Regions from separate parts of the Homo sapiens genome. Here region 2 is linked to region 1. Evidence: chromatin loops called from intact Hi-C (ENCODE). Cell type or tissue: stomach. All regions are shown on one strand. Each heading gives the region's core, and the rest is flanking DNA. Links, peaks and the distances in the headings are about the cores only. Region 1 overlaps LOC105370150 (a long non-coding RNA gene). Region 2 overlaps RXFP2 (relaxin family peptide receptor 2).

Region 1 (5,384 bases), core at 313-5,312:
AATCATGAATAAATGAATCCATCACTGGATACCACCTCTTGGGTCACTCCTGAGCTACTTCTTAAAAGAGTTTCCTTACCTGAGGTTTTAATTTCTGTCACTATGTTAGGTTTTAACCATAAAAAGAACCTATTTTGTAATTAATGGTCTACGAGGCTGGGCCTTGGAGTTGTTCCTGACCTTTGTTTCCAGTGGAGGGGAGCCACATTAAGGAGAGCCCACCATCAAAGACAGACAGCATCATGGGGATGGAAATAGGCATAACCAATATTTAATCAATATTTAAACCAATATTTAATCACCACAGTTTAACACAAAGGATAAACAAAAGTGTCTGACAGGAATGGAGGGTGGGAGGGTTGTAGGAGAGAGCATGAGTTGAACTCTGAGAGATGGCAAAGGTGATGTATTTATTAATGGTAAAGGTGAAATTACTACCCCGATTCCAGGAAATGAGTCAAGGTTTGGAAGAAGAGGTGGGAGTTTTATGATGTCTTGCAGCAGAGGGAAAGAGCTTAGTGAATTGTGATGGGGGACATGAGAAGTGTTCCAGACAAGTGTTCATGAAGTGGATCTGTCAGCAACAGGCAGCTCCATCCAGCACAAGCTGGCCTGGTGGAAAAGTTATAACTTAAACATTGCTCAACACTTGGTGTGTCAGAACATATTGTACCCCTTGTTTGAGAAGATCAGTTTCATTCACCCCCTTCTTGGCATTTCAGGAAGCCACATGGATTTCTCCCTAGCATCCCACTCTTTTCCAGAATCCCATTTCCTCACTCTTCAGCAACATTGGACTGTTGCACAAATCTACACACCTTTTCAGTGCTTTCCCCGTACATGCTCTTGTGGGTGTTATTCCTCTCTGGAAAGTTCCTACGCTTTGATCCTTTCTAAGACTTATTAAATGTCAACTCCTTTACAAGGATTCTCCTGATCCTTTTACTTGAATGTTTTTTCTTCCTCCTCTGGACACCTGTAGCATTTTAAACTTATGATGAAGTTCAACCTGTTTCATTATATATTAGGATTAACTTTCTCTAATCTGTCCCCACTTCCAATAGACTAACTTCATGAAGACATGGATTTTTATTTTCACTTTCTTTATATCCTCACCTGTACCAAGCACAACCCTTGCACAGAATGTGCATCATAAATACCACTTAGGTGAAGCGGAATCATTTGCTGAATGATGTTGAATGGATGCTGTAAAAATGGCTCCCTTCCTGTGGGTACTTCCTTGCTGAAAGTGAGATCAGAGTTCCATACGGCATGGCGCTCTGGGGGCTGAACTAGAAGCGCAGGGGGTGTGGACTGGTGCTAAAGTGTCAGGGTACGGCGTTAAGGGCATTCACAAGCTACGATCCCAGGGTGAAGCCAGAGTTGAGAATGAAACAGATAGTCCAAAGGAAATGTCAACTGAAGAGGCAGCAACCGACAGTTCAACAAGGCACAGTAAGCGGGTTGGGCTGAGGAATGGCTAGGAGGTATGGTTGATGGGTCTCCTCAGAGAGGCCAGGGTTAAAAGATTGGAACCTGGTTGATGAAGAACTATTAAGTGGAGTAAGCTCTTTAAGACACTTTGCTCCTTTACTGTTTCATCCAGAGATGTTTCAAACCATTGTTTGCCATTGTCTTAGTTCAGCTATCATCAACATAGCTTGATAAAAATTCTTACTAGTTAGTCTGGTAGGTCATTTTAACCACCTAGTCGGAGTTCATTTTTCTTAACCTTTCCTTGAACAGGAAGCCTTCAAAGTGTTCATCCAGTGCTGCGTTGTTATCTGTAACCTGCTACAATCTTGAAAATGAGGTGAGGTGAATGGATTTCTCTAACTCTGGTCCAACCGAGTGGCTGGGACAAACCACAGATGACTTGTCACCTCAGTGACAGCCAGTGGAACTTAGCCAGCCTCCTAGAATTTGAGGACCAAGTTGTGTCTCTTTGAACTTTGATTTTCTTCTGGGTTCTAGATCTATTGGTAATGGTGAGATGTGGTGAAAAGAGTTCTAAAACTAGTCTAAGTCCCACTTTTTTCACTGAAAAACTTTGTGGCTTAAGGGTAGATACCTTGCTTTTATTTTTTATTTTATTTTATTTTATTTATTATTATTATTATTATTATTATTATTATTATTATTATTATTATTTTGAGATGGAGTCTTCACTCTGTCGCCCAGGCTGGAGTACAGTCGTGTGACCTCGGCTCACTGCAACCTCTGCCTCCTGGGTTCAAGCGATTCTCCTGTCTCGGCCTCCTTAATAGTTCAGATTACAGGTGTCTGCCATCACACCTGGCTAATTTCTGTGTGTTTAGTAGAGATGGGGTTTTGCCATGTTGGCCAGACTGGTCTTGAACTCCTGACCTCAGGTGATCCACCCAGCTCAGCCTCCCAGTGTTGGGATTACAGGAGTAAATCACCTCGCCTGGCCACCTTGCTTTTACAATGGGATAATAATCCCAAGTAGCCCTATTTGTAAAATCTTGAAGGTCGTGACCTGGACACAATAGGTTCTTGAGACTGTTTTCTTCAGTTAGTTTAGTGAATTACTATTCCTTGAGCACTTGTATGCAAGGGGCTCAACAGGACAGTCCCTCTAAGTACCTACCCTCTATGCTTTGGCTTGCTTGTCCCATGGACCAATTTGCCTTGAGGAATCCACAGTTCTAGCAAAGCCTCTGCAGTCTAGAAAAAATATTGAAAGTGAAATCATTGATATCTATCTCATTACTTTATATATTTCTGTAAAATGAAGATGATTAAAAAAAAAACTACCTTGACAAAGCTGTGTCAAAGATGAAATGTGACTTGGAAGGGATTTGTGGACTGTGAAAGCCTTGAGAAATGTAAATGATCATTTTTGCCATTTGTTGTCATTTGTTCTGCAGTCGCAGGAGTGCCTCTTCCTGCTGCCCTGGTCTGAGCAAGACCAGAAAAGGAGCTGGGAAGGGCTGGTGGCTTTTCATGCCATGCCTGCCCTCTAGTGGCTGTGATCCACAGCCGCTTACCGAACGGGTGGCCCAGAGAGGAACAGAGAAGTCCGTCAAGTTGGGAGAGAAATGTTCAGCGGGGCAATCAACATTGTCCTCAGCCTTCTTCTATGTGGGAGACAGTGCCCACACCCCTTTACCTGTCTACAGTGCCTGATGTAGTGGAGGCACAAAGCTTTGGAGGTCAATAGGCCTGACCCTGTCATTTACCACTGTCCTGAGGCAATTTACCTAATCTCCTGTAGGCATAATGGGAACAATTGAAAGTTGTTGTGAAGATTAAATAAGCTAATTTATGTAAAATAGTCCTCCCAGTATCTGGCACATTTTAAGCATTTTTAAAAAGGCTTTTCATTCCCTTCAAACTTTATTTATATTTTGGGGTTCATATTGGCAGGCTACTTGGGGCTGGGAGTATATGTTTAATCCTTATTTAGATCATCTTAGATGTGTTTCCAAGAAGCAGAATGTTCCCTCTCTAACCCTTTCAAAGGGAAAACAGCTGCCCTGGAACTGATAAGTTCTACAATTACAGGGTTTGATAAATCTGCTCATCTAACTCTGTTCTCATTTTTCTTTTCTGATATGTGGGTCTACTTGCTGCTTTAACTGGGCACTGCATCCTGCCCAGCAGGGTTTTTCAGTGGAGCATCTCTCTCATGAGCCGCTGAGGTCAAGAACTGTCTTATCATCTAGCATATGCCCAGGTCAGGTCTTCAGGAGCTGAGTGTGAGCAGCTTTCACGGGACAGCCATTTCCTCCACTTTCCCTCTGCCCTCCATCCAACACCAAAGGGCTGAGGCAAATCAGGTCACTCTCTGTGCTTTGCTGGGAAGGGGCATCTTCAAGGCAGGAGACATCATTTGCTGTTTCCAAGGTGGATATTTTCATATTCTCAGAAATTTTCAGGCATTTGAAGGGATGGGTCTTTAAATCACACAGATGTAACACATTGAATGACTTCAGGCCTGATGTGTGGGAGAAACATCAAGGGGCCTGGTGTGACAGGAGAACAGGGAGCAGGGGAAGATCTGGGGTTGAAGAGGGAATCAGGCCTTGGAAAGACGCTGCCTTTTTCTCAGAGTGAGATGAGCAGCAGGGTCTGAGTGGAAGAGGGAGTGGAAGGTTTAGTAAGATCATCTGGTTTCTCTGTTAAGATGAGGCTGTAAGGAGCAGGTGTAGACGCAGGGAGAACAGGTAGGAATTCTTGCAGCTCTCCAAGCAGATGCCCATGGCATGGGCAGGTTCAGAAGTGGTGAGGGGATGAGCTCCTGGTTATCACATGACAACAAGGCCTGAAGATTTGCCAATAGATTGTCTCTGGAGTGTGAGAGAAGGAGGGGAGGTGAGGATGAGTCCAAGCATGTTGGCCTGAGCAACTAGAGGGATGAAGCTGCCATTATGAAGACAAGAAGACTGTGGGAGGAGCTGGGGAAGATATTCAGGAGTTGGCTTTTGGACATGTCAACTTTGAGATGCCTAGTAGACATCCATGAGGAGGGCAGTTCGATGTTTGGTTACACAGCCTGCAGGTCAGGAGAAAAGTTCAGACCCAATGTAAGAGTCTTCAGCATAGAGATACTTAAAGCCAAGACATTCAATGAGATCACCAAGGTGTGAGTATTGATAGAGAAGAGGTCCAAGCAGTAAGCTCTGAGGCACTCCAATGCTGAGAGGTCATGGTGGTGAAGAAGAGTCATGGAAGAATACTACAGAGGAATAGGCAATAAGCCAGGAGTCAAACTAGGGAGCCGAGGAAAGAACATACCACGGAAACAGGCAGTAATCAACTGTGTCAGACGGTGTTGATGGGGCAAGTAAGATGAGGACATAGAACTATTTCATTTAGCAACATAAAGGTCATTATTGAGTTTGATTAAGAACTTTTGATATAGTGCCCCATATCCAGATTATAAAACCAATATTATAGCTTGTTAATTTGTTTACATTTCTTTCTATCACACTGATAAGTTAATTTCTTAGACACAGGCAATATGATGTCTCACGCATTTCTGTGTCCTGGCATGCTCAATGAATATTTGTGAAATGAATGTGTAAATACACAAAAGGGAGTATCTTAGATATTGGCCTAGGATGCCTGTGTGGGGCTGCAATCACCCCAGGACTACTGAGCCAGAAACAGACCTCTACTAAAGATTGTGCTTGAATCACCCAGGGATATAGGTGACCATTTGTCCTATTCTTAATGACAGTATCATTCCATAAGTCTCATTTTTTGCATATCATCATCATCCTCATCCTCATCCTCATCATCATCATCATCATCATCATACAATAACCAGATTCTAGCAATTCTTCCCTCATGGTTCATTTTAGAGTAATTCTTCTGCCTTTACTTACCAACTTCTTATACACCCCAACATTATAAAC
Region 2 (5,384 bases), core at 111-5,110, 320 kb after region 1:
CCTCTCTAAAATAAAGTTATTAAAAGTCTATACAAGTGCATTTACTTAGATAATTTTCTTTTGTTTTTAATTTGTGGAAATTTTTATTTCAGTCAAACTCTTAAGTTTCAAGTCAGTACCATTTTCATTGTAAAGCTCACCAAAAAATAAAACCTAAATCTTCACTTGTTTTTAAATAAAAAGATACGTTGTCAGCCTATACATTCATAAACAACCTATTAACCACACCCAAGATTTGCTGGGGTTTATTATTATTCAAAAATGTTTCTATTTTAATTTGTATTTTTTCTTAAAGAATTTTGATAAACCTCTGAGAATAAAGGTTAAAATTTGAAATTATTTTTATTTTCTGAGAAATTCGTTTTAGGTTTTTTAAATATTCAGTTTTATTAGGTGAATTCCAAGTGAATATTTTAAATCTTGAAATAAAATGCAATACTTATGAGGAATTATTTTAAAACTTCTAACAAACAAAAGATTTTTAAAAGGCTTAAAATATCTAAATTTTATTTTGAATTTAAAATAATACTAAAACTTTACTACAAATATTTAAAATCTATATCTCCATGCACCTAGCATGACTTTTATTTTATATTTTAATATCTCTTACATGAAAAGCTAAGGATTAACTAAGAAGAAACAATATATGAACTCACCTTGCATGCAGTACAGTTGCAACAAGCAGTCTATTTCTATATTTAAGGTCCTACTTCAGAAGTTCATGTTCTATCCACATTTGAATATTCAATTTTATACAATTTTAAGAATATACAGCTACAAAGCAGGTTCTTAAGACATGTCATAGAGCTCATCTGTGCCCTTAAAAAGTTCTTTAATGTACGGGACTATAACCACAGTTTAACCAATTTTACTATACTTTTGCTTTTATACATAATGCATTTAATTGATTTTGCTTAAACCGTTTATGAGATGAAAAACATCTATTACTAAAATAACATTTTGTGATTTACCATAATGTAAAGTCACCCTTTAAACTAAAAAAAAGTTCAATTAATAATTTTTGTTTGATTTTATTTCTAAGTAAAAGCCATATTTCAAACTCCTAGTACCAACCTAACAAATATTTATTGATTATAATCCTGGAAATTTTTATTTTCTAATTTTATATTACTTTTGACTACTAATTTAAACCTTTATGTTTAAAATGATTTCTTTTCAAAGCAAGACACATTAATCAATGCTTTGACATTTTATTCCTACTTATAAAAATAATAGAATTTGCTCTATAATTAGTAAAACTCTTTTCTTTTTCACAACAAAATTGTGGACAATTAAAACGGTAAGGCTTTTCATAGTAACCAAAGAAAGCTCATTTAGAGTTGCCTAAGAGTAAAGGTTGTCTTTTTAATTTAAATAATATTTGTGATAGACTCTTAGGCCAGATCTAAACAAAACATAAAATTAGAAATTATGTGATCGTCTTTTCTTCTCTGACCATCATCACTCTGGAGTGCCTAAGGAATGAGTGATTGCCTTAAGCTACAGGCACTAACAGACAACTATGCATAATGTATCTTATTATTATTACGTGTGTTTTATCATTAATTTATTCACTGTGTATCTCTGTTAACCAGCTTCAAACTACTTTTTAAAAAACATTTCTTAATGGACAAATTAGGAACCATATTACATATCAAAAACATGGGCTTATGTAGGAAATTAAAAGCATGAAGTATTGAGACTGCTACTTGGTAACTACCAATTGTGTTTTGTGGAATTTCAACCTGTTGAAATATGTCCATAAAATTCATGTAATTGTTAGTAACTATCTTGCGTTAACGTAATTAGACTGGGAACTCCAAAGCCACAGGCAGATCTAAAAACAGTATCTGTCTCTAAGAGTAAACATCTCTAAAATAAAGTTATTAAACATAACTTTAAACTTTTAAAAAACATTTCTTAATGGACAAATTAGGAACCATATTACAAATCAAAAACATGGGCTTATGTAAGAAAGTAAAAGCATGAAGCATTGAGGCTGCTACTTGGCAACTACCAATTGCTACTTAAATAATTTGCTTAACCTCCAAAATAGGTTAACCAAAACCGGGCCCGAACAGTATTTTGAGGGGAGCAGTGTTTGACTGCCCCCTAGTGGCCAGACTCAAGGCATGCCTGGCATGGTCCTTTCTTACGGATGTCAGTTTCACTTGGCCACTCTGACTTGAGAAAAGGTTTTCCATCTGAATTTTAATTTCACAACTTTATATTCATGCTGTGGATAGTTGTGAAAATCAATTATGTTTCAGGCCAGTCATCCCGAAGACTGACCTGCTTGCGGGCTGAATGAAGCCCACTGTGAGGGAGGAGGAAAAAGATTGGGAACATGGGAGTTAAAACCTTTAGAGATGTGTTATCTCTGAAGACGCCAGCTAAATACATCTCACAACAGATGCTTACTCGTGTGTTCATCTTACTGTGAATAAATATGACCAGATGTAATCAAAGAGTTTTAAGGCCTCTCACTTGAAGTGACAAAATTGCCTGCCATGTGAATTTTAGAGGCAAAATTGGGATGCTGCTTTCTAATAGGTTGGTATCGAAAAATGGCACATTTTTATTCTGGAATATAGTAAACCAAATAAAATTCAATTAGCAAAGAATGATTTTGTATAAATAGTTATGCAACAAAAAATGCAACTAATTTTTAGCAGTACATATCTATTTAAGAGCCCAGAATGGCTTGGTTTATTTATTTGGTAAACATATAACAACATTCTTTGGGTAAAATGAGTGTGCTTGTTTCACATGTGAAGTAGTAGTGGCATTAGAGGCCTAATTATCTAAAAACAAAAAATAAACCTCTCATATGCTTTACTCACCCGTACTTCCAGGTTTTTGCATGTATTTTAAAAAATTAAGTTTGCAGTGAAGGTCAATGTTGTTATCAGAAAAGTGCTCCGAAGCGAAAATAAAACAGCTGATTCAACAGTCATGTGATAAACAGACTTTTGAGTGTTTTAAGATGTAAAAAGAATTGAGATTGAGGCCATACGCAGTGGCTCACACCTGTAATCCTAGCACTTTGGGAGGCAAGCAGATCACTGAAGTCAGGAATTCAAGACCAGCCTGGAAAACATGGTGAAATCCCATCTCTATTAAAAATACAAAAATCAGGCAGGCATGGTGGTGCACACCTGTGGTCCCAGCTACTCGGGAGGCTGAGGCAAGAAGATTGCTTGAACCTGAGAGGCGGAGGTTGCAGTGAGCCGAGACTGCGCCACTGTACTCCAGCCTGGGCGACAGAGCGAGACTCTGTCTCAAAATTAAAAAAAAAAAAATTAAAGAATTGCGATTGAAAATTTAACTTTATTACAAAGTAAAAAGCCTTTACAACATGTTCAATGTGATTGATAAAGTTCTAGTCCTCCTTTCCCATCCTCCCCCTTCCCACTGTTCTGACTCGGGCCCCCTTGCTCCTGTTCAAGCCTCTCGCCTCTCCTTCCCATCTTTATTTATTCTCCCCTCCTCCCTGCCTCTGCAGGCATCTGTCTCAGATGCTCTCCCGGCCTGTCTTTTCTCCATTTTCATGTCTCGCCCTCCTACCCCCATCCCTATCTTCTTGCTGTCCTCACCTCTGAAATCTCCCTTCTGCTCACCTTGGGCCTGCTCTTCAGCTCTCTTGCTCTCTGAGTTCCCATATCCTCCAACTCTGCCTTTGTCCTGGCTACATCCCATTCTCGGTAACTCTCACACCTGCTCCATCCTGATTGGTCACATCTGGCTTTTCATTTCCACCTTGGAATACATCTATCCCTAGATTCGCCCCCTTAAGTATTCCTGTCTCTAATCACCTCCTGTCTTTGCCGAGCTCCCTCCCCAGGGGCTTCCTGGATCTTCTTTGTCTCCCTTTTTTGGCCTTTGCCTTCTTTCTATTATTTGTCTCTATCCCACAGTCTCCTGGCCCGACCAGTGGTCACCATGTCTGTTGCTTGCTAGAATACATGCCCAAATACCACCAAATGAATATTGTATCTCTGTATTACTTCAATACTGGTGTGCTCTCTTTTTCTAGGTCCAATGATTTGTCTACAATTCTAAAATCCAGAAAGCTCAGAAAACTGAGTTGATCACCTTTGCCTACAAAATCTGGTCAGAATTGGCCAGGAGCTATTTAGATTCTTTATGCACTTATTGTAAAATTTCATACACTGTGCTATAGAAAAATGTTCATGTGTTTGCTTAGGGAACTTTGCCCCAGGTCAGTAGGAAACTATATAGTTCATAGCATGTGCATTAACTTTCTAAAATTCTAAAAAATGTTATAAATTCTGCAACATATCTCTCCAAAGGGTTTCTGCTATGATGGTACAGATCTCCATTAGCCATGCCCCTCTACAGATCACCAACTGTTCTGTGCCATATTATTCTCGAGTGGCATAATGGCTATTTTATTTGCCCAAGGAAATTCAGTGTTAATAGAATGTGTCTGATGAAGGAAAGATAATTTTAACTAATTCTCCTTTTCTCTGATTCCAGTTTATTTTCTATTCAATTGCTAGGTTTGTTTTTGTTTTTTTTTTCAGTGACTATATTTTTTATTTGGATCATTCCAACTGCGTTTAAAGCTGTCTGTTTGGGGTTTTATAAACTTTCATTCTTATTTCATGATATATTCCTTCCATTAGTTCTTTGAGAATTTTAATCACGCAGAGTTTAAAATAGTCTTTAAAGCTCTATCAGCTGGGCGTGGTGACTCACACCTGTAATACCAGCACTTTGGGAGGCTGAGGTGGGCAGATCGCCTGAGGTCAGAAGTTTGAGACAAGCCTGGCCAACATGGTGAAACCCTGTCTCTACTAAAAATACAAAAAATTAGCCAGACGTGGTGGTGCGTGCCTGTAGTCCCAGCTACTTGGGAGGCTAAGGCAGAAGAATCGCTTGAACCCAGGAGGTGGAAGTTGCAGTGAGCCAAGATTGTGCCACCATACTCCAGCCTGGGTGACAGAGTCAGACTCCATCTAAAAAAAAAAAAAGCTCTATCATCTCTTTCCCAGGTATGAATTCCCCCTTTTTGCGGAGCCCTGGACATTTTCATAAAGTTGGAAGAATGTTTCTCCTGCACACAGCTCCTCAAAGTAGTCTCAGAAGTACTTCCACATAGCCCAGGGAGTGTTCAGGTCTGAACTGTCGCATCTCAGAGGTTTTGCCTGTGGGTGAACCAGTTCCAAATCTCATGCCCATTTGCAGTGGTATCACCACTTCTTTCCTTGCTGGCCATGAGCAAGCATTATTTAAATCACAATCTTGGGCGATCAGAGTTATTCCATACCCCATGCTTTGTCAGGGGCTGAGTCCCAATGCTTGGCTTCATGCAGATCCCAGCCTCTGCCAGTTGGGCTGCACTAAGCCCCTTTCTCAAA

What was found. Hi-C counts contacts between places; a loop is a spot of excess contacts. Peaks named below come from ENCODE experiments on the same cell type or tissue, not always from the same donor. Only the 100,000 strongest peaks of a DNase experiment are listed, where the experiment ranks them.
Region 2: a loop joins it to region 1, with 7 times the contacts of the local background. A loop is called at or near these places in 93 of 110 quality-filtered maps.

What each region holds. Positions count from the first base shown.
Region 1 is chr13:31,421,339-31,426,722 of GRCh38, forward strand. The region is part of intron 1 of LOC105370150 (a long non-coding RNA gene); the gene reads left to right. Among named protein-coding and RNA genes, the nearest start is that of B3GLCT, 220 kb to the left of the region's middle. RefSeq lists a silencer at 2,872-2,991. In stomach, for the core only: a CTCF peak has its summit at 2,989 (motif pointing left); a DNase peak (open chromatin) is centred at 2,963; H3K27ac peaks cover 335 bases.
Region 2 is chr13:31,740,185-31,745,568 of GRCh38, forward strand. All of the region lies in intron 1 of RXFP2 (relaxin family peptide receptor 2), which reads left to right. Among named protein-coding and RNA genes, the nearest start is that of RXFP2, 3.4 kb to the left of the region's middle. In stomach, for the core only: a CTCF peak has its summit at 2,116 (motif pointing left); a DNase peak (open chromatin) is centred at 2,107.